Regions from separate parts of the Homo sapiens genome. Here region 1 is linked to region 2. Evidence: read pairs that join two places in POLR2A ChIA-PET (ENCODE). Cell type or tissue: Panc1. All regions are shown on one strand. Each heading gives the region's core, and the rest is flanking DNA. Links, peaks and the distances in the headings are about the cores only. Region 1 overlaps PLSCR5 (phospholipid scramblase family member 5). Region 2 overlaps PLSCR4 (phospholipid scramblase 4).

Region 1 (2,932 bases), core at 300-2,799, 380 kb before region 2:
TCAGTCTCCCTCCTGGTCTAGAATATTTAAGCCAGGTGTTTTTATCTTTCTATTACTACAGATATGTTCTACCCTTAAAATTAATACAAACTTTCTTTCTGGCTTTTCAATCAAGGTTGAAAGAATTTAACCAATAATTTACTGAAATGAAAAAAGCATTATAAATCATAAAATTATAAAATATTAACTTTATTTATTTCTACTATTTTTAAAAGTGTATCTTATTACTACTTTTATCTTCCTTATTTATTTGACAGAATGATGAGACTAAATATTTTTGATGGAGCTGTTTAGCATATTTATCCACTTGTTCATTGTTCAAGGTGTCAGTAAATTTTTGCTCAAGAAATTGTCTAATATGCCAGGCACGGTGGCTCACGCCTGTAATCCCAGCATTTTGGGAGCCCATGGCATGTGGATAAGCCAGGAGTTCCAGACCAGGCTGCGCAACATGATACAACCCTGTCTCTATAAAAATTATCAGGGCATGGTGACATTTGCCTGTGGTCCTAGCTACTCGGGATGCTGAGGTGGGAGGATCACCTGAGCCCAGGAAGGTCAAGGCTACAATGAGCTGTGATCTCACCATTGCACTCCAGACTGGGTGACAGAGTGAGACTTGCCTTGGAAAAAAAAAAAAAAAGAAAAGAAAAGAAATTTTCTAACATATCTAGTCATCTACAGCTATTTATTTAAAGAATATTTGTCGAGTGCTTGCTATACTAGAGACATATAAAAAGCACGAAACCTAGCCCCTCTTACCCAAAAGTTCTGCAACCTAATTGGCAAGACAAAAAAAAAAAAAAAAGTTAATGCAAAGTGCAAGCCTGTGTACAAATGACTGATAAACACACTATTGTAATTTGTGCAGGTGTATAGAGGAGAGAGAGGTTGTTAAGGATCAAAGTACTAGAGAGACTTCAACAATGAGCTGAGTTCAATGTCTTCAACTGAATCTCAAAAGGAGGACACAAATCCAAGACAAAGCGGTTATAAAGTGAACATTGTCTGCTGATACCACTGCATCTCCAGGCCAATTTGCTTAAAAGAGCATATTGCTATTGGGTATAGTCACTGTTCTAGTCATTGTAAAGTAGGCAGGATTCAAGCCTTATAATAAATCAATCAAAATATCACTATCTGAATTTTATGGCATATAAAATTCAGCTATTGCTATTCATGTATGTATATTATTGTTGCTTTTGTATTTTATCCTAAAAAGGATTAGAAGTACAATTACACTAATATTGAGATGTCAGCACATCTGCTGCAATTTTCAGCTTGTTTGGCATTCTTTCAAACTATAAAGTCTATCTCCTTTATCAAAATCAAATCTCTGTGTTAATTCCCTTAAGGTACAAGAGATTTCTGTTATGCCTGATAGGGTTTAAGCTGCACGCAGCATATGTTCCTGGGAAAATGTTTATAATTGCAGATGTCTTCTCCAGAAACCCACTGGCAGACAAATGTACTTTAGAGACTGGAGAGCTCAGGGAGATATGTAAAAGAGCTGGAAACGCAAACCTACCATCTTCCATCTGCAGAAAGGATCAGCTGTAATAGCTGACTAGAGTTGATTAACTGCTGCAAGCTGTTTGGGAATGTTGTCAGACAAGGTTTTGCCAAGTATAAAAGTGATATACCAGTGCCAGAGGGCTGAGGTTTGATGATCACATATGGTCATCACATATTCTTCTTCCATTCATGAATGATGACACACCCGGAGCCAGATGCTTGACATGAATACATTTTTGTTGTGTTCAATAAGTAGAGATATGAGCCCATTGGCTTTGGTTCTAAAATGGAATAAATTTTCCAAAAATATACCTTTGTTAATCATTCCAAGAAAAGAAAAATATGCCACCAATTGTTGAATATTCTACTTCTAAAGGGAAAGGTAATTTCCTCACTTTATACTAAAAGAACATTTATTTACTTTACTTTAAAGCAGTGCACATATAAAAGGATGAATGAGCACTTCCAAACTGTTATGCCATGAGTCTGGAAGAGACACAATATAAAATGAATTTTTAGATGCCAACTTTTCCCTAAAAGCCACAAAAATCAAACAAAATAATGAACATTTGGAAATAGTACATTAATCAATGAATAAACAGGAAATATACAATTAATATGTTCTAAATTTAAAAATTTAAATAAAATATTTTAACATCTATTCTCTTTTAATCAAGTCCATCCAATTACTATTGAGAATCTTGTTTCCATGAACAATTTGAAAATATACATATATGAGTGTTTAGCTATATAATGTACATTAAATCTAAGAGTAAAATCAATAAATTCTTTCCAAATTAAATTTACATGTTCATACAGTCAATAACATTTTACTGTATAGTGTCAAAGAATAATTATTATAGTCACCTATACATAAGAGTAATGAGTTAAAGTCTACAAAACATGTAAATATCCAATTTATTTTGAAATACATATATCAAATGGAATCATTGATACCTGTCAACTTGATTTTTTTTAAATTAATTATTAAGCCATACATCTAATCCTCTCATTGTATTTTCATTTCTACAGCTTTCATACTTAAGGAGTTAAGTTTTACTTGCCATGACACCTAAACGTATAATTCAATCTGTTTAAAGTTTCCAAAATTGCTAGTCTATCAATGAATAGAAAAAGAATGGAAAATGCCCCTTTGGGCCATAGTTTGTAAGTGGCTATGTGCTATTTAAGGAAAACTACAAGAACAGCCTAAAACAAACAACTCCCTTAAATCCAGGAGATTTTTTCACAGAGAGAGCAAATCAAATGTTATTACAGAGGATGGGGAGGGTATAAGAGTAAAGAAAATAGGAAAGGTACTCAAGTTTCATGTCGTCACTTAAGACTTATTTCCCTTAAATTTAGCGTAGTGATGTCCGTAAAGAAACAGAATAGAATGCATGTCAGAATTGATGTC
Region 2 (2,932 bases), core at 231-2,730:
CGCTCGGGTCCCCTTCCACACTGTGGAAGCTTTTTTTCTTTTGCTGTTTGCAATAAATCTTGCTGCTGCTCACTGTTTGGGTCCACACTGCTTTTATGAGCTGTAACACTCACCGCGAAGGTCTGCAGCTTCACTCCTGAGCCAGCGAGACCACGAACCCACCAGAAGGAAGAAACTCCGAATACATCGGAACATAAGAAGGAACAAACTCCAGATGCGCCACCTTAAGAGCTGTAACACTCACCGCGAGGGTCCGCGGCTTCGTTCTTGAAGTCAGTGAGACCAAGAACCCACCAATTCTGGACACAATACTACATGTATTCTCCAGTGATTTGCTTTTTCTGTTGTGCTATAATTTTGAGATACATCTCTGTCCACGTGCACAGCTATAATTTGTTTTCACTACAGGATATTATTGTATCATGTGAATGTACCAGAATTTATTTATTCAGTCTACCATTGATGGACATTAGGCAAGTTTTCATTCTTTTAAATATGAATAGTGTTATCAAGAACATTCTTGTCTATATCCTGTGTGCATGTGCAAGAGTCACTTCCAGGTACATAACTAGGAGTGTCTAAATTTCTAGAAAGCTGTAGTCATTTTCCTTAACAACAGGGATTACCATCATTAAGGAATATGACTAACCCCTTGAACTCCTTTTACTGGCCCAGAATTGGGTCTGACTTTTTGGTATGCCCCAGAATAAATAAATAAATAAATAAATATTTATTATTTATAATTATTATATATTTGTATTATTTTATATTTAAATATTAATATATTTAAAATATAAATGTAAAAATATATAATATATATTAAATATATATTTAAAACATTTTTACATAATATATATTATATAAAAGTAAATATATATGTTTTAAAATATATTTATATGTATTTTTTAAGCTTGGAGACACATAGGGCACCGTACAACAAACTCCAGCTCCAGAGGTGAGTGGAGATGGTCCAAGACTGGTTAAACTTTCACCCGTCTTGGCAAGACAATCATTTCAGCTGGGAATCTGCATACTGGCTCGTACCATGGCAGTTTTCATTGAGTCAGCTCAGTGTCCATATTGATGACTCACTAATACGTTGTTTGAATGCTTTTTTGACCTACTCTAACTTGATACTTTTTTACTCCACTTGGACAACGCAAATGACTGTATTCTTATGAACATGATCACATATTGAAAAGTACATAGGCTTAGGATTTAGAAGCACTTGCCTTTAGCAGGGTTGGCCATTTACACATTAGAGAGTTGTTATAATCAGAGATATGTGAAAAGAATTGGGCCCTTTGCCTAACACTTGATAAGCATTCAGTAAATTATAGCCTTTGTTGATACTCTTTTTGTTATTTGTCATTACTCAGAACTCAGAAATTCAGATATATTGAAATTCCCTTCTCAAATAATAGCCTTTTTTTTGCCTGACTGAATTCAGAAAAATTTACCTTCACCCTCATTCCTTGTTTCAAATCTCGTCTCAACTTCTAGTCTTCTTCTTTGAGTTATTCTCATAATGTTCCCATACATATTTTTAATTTAAATGTTTAACTTCTTTTAGTCTCTTCTTAAACATGCCCCAGTCTAAACTTTCAATTCTTACCCTCCTCCATCCCCACTATTCCCCCACTATCCTCCTCTCTAGTTTTGTTAATAGGATCACCGTCAACTCAGTTACCTTGGGCTATGACTCAGAACCCTCTTCCACTCCTCTCTTTACCTTAGTCCATCAGCGACTCCTGGAGGCCCTGCTTCCAAACCGTATCATGCCTCTGAACACTCCTAACCTGCAGTGTCACCTCCCCCATCTAAGCTGGTGTCAGCTCTCACCTGGATTGCTGCTGCCATCCCTCACTGCTCCCTGCTTCTACTCTTGCTCTCATTGTATGATGTCGGTCAGATCTGATCACTCCACCGACTGAATCCTCCAGACTTCCCAGTTGCAAATACCAAAAATGCCAAACCCCTTGCCATGGCCTTCAGATGAGATCAGACCTTTATCTGCATGTCTTACCTCAGTTCGCTTCACTCACTGTGGCCCAGTCACTCCTAAACCACTTTCTCTTTTCCTCCCTTCAGTATCCCATGCTCACTGCCATCTCTGACCCTTTGCACTAATTTCCTATCTTCCTGGAACTCTCTTCCCACAATTGTAGTGTGATGTTTATTTTTCATAGTTGAAACAGCTCAAAGGTCACTTCCTGAGACAGGCTTTCCCTGACTCTCCTAGAACTTACCATCCGTGTTTCTCTTAAGCTTGTTACATTGTTTTCCTCATAACTGTACTATCTAACGTTAAACTTTAACATTTCTTGACTTTTTTTAAATCTCATTCTACTACAATATAAACTGCAGCACAGTAGGTGGCAGAGTGTCTGTCTGCTTCATTGCTGTACTCTCAACATCTGTATTAGTGCCTCGTACATAATAGGTGCTCAATAAGTATTTTTTTAATTAATGAAGGGACAAATGTAAGGTAACTGGAGGTTAAAAAAATTACAGAAATCCTTACCTGTGTTACTGAGTAGCAATACTATTTATTATGTATGTATTTTAAAGGCATTAACATTTTTTATTTTTCAGGATTAATTGGAATTCTTCAAAATGTCAGGTAAGTTTTTGTGAATAAATTTGAATATGCTTTATTTTCAAATGTGAATTTTGTGATTATTTTCCCTAAAGGGGGACTTTATTTCGATTTTTTTTTGTTTAACATTTGGCAAATATAAATACGTGTGTGTGTTTGCATATATATATGTATGTATATATTTGTTATTTATGTATATAGACATTCCTATCATTGTCAGAAAAAGATTAAAAAGGGACTTACAGTGGGACACATATCTACTGAATAATCTTTGAAGTTTGTGGGGAAAATTAGGTAATAAAAAAAGCAAGATTTGCAAAGCAGTTCTGCAAA

Evidence for each region. ChIA-PET counts read pairs that join two places held together with the same protein. Peaks named below come from ENCODE experiments on the same cell type or tissue, not always from the same donor. Only the 100,000 strongest peaks of a DNase experiment are listed, where the experiment ranks them.
Region 1: POLR2A ChIA-PET joins it to region 2 with 6 read pairs; 2 of 35 experiments call an interaction of 5 or more read pairs at or near these places.

What each region holds. Positions count from the first base shown.
Region 1 is chr3:146,597,391-146,600,322 of GRCh38, reverse strand. PLSCR5 (phospholipid scramblase family member 5) reads left to right here. Exons shown (of 8, transcript NM_001085420.2): 2 at 1-35. Among named protein-coding and RNA genes, the nearest start is that of PLSCR5, 6.5 kb to the left of the region's middle. In Panc1, for the core only: no CTCF peak of the experiment used is centred there; no DNase peak of the experiment used is centred there.
Region 2 is chr3:146,221,756-146,224,687 of GRCh38, reverse strand. PLSCR4 (phospholipid scramblase 4) reads left to right here. Exons shown (of 9, transcript NM_020353.3): 2 at 2,596-2,623. The coding sequence starts at 2,617. Among named protein-coding and RNA genes, the nearest start is that of PLSCR4, 28 kb to the left of the region's middle. In Panc1, for the core only: CTCF peaks have their summits at 1,562 and 1,768 (motif pointing left); a DNase peak (open chromatin) is centred at 1,755; H3K27ac peaks cover 1,034 bases.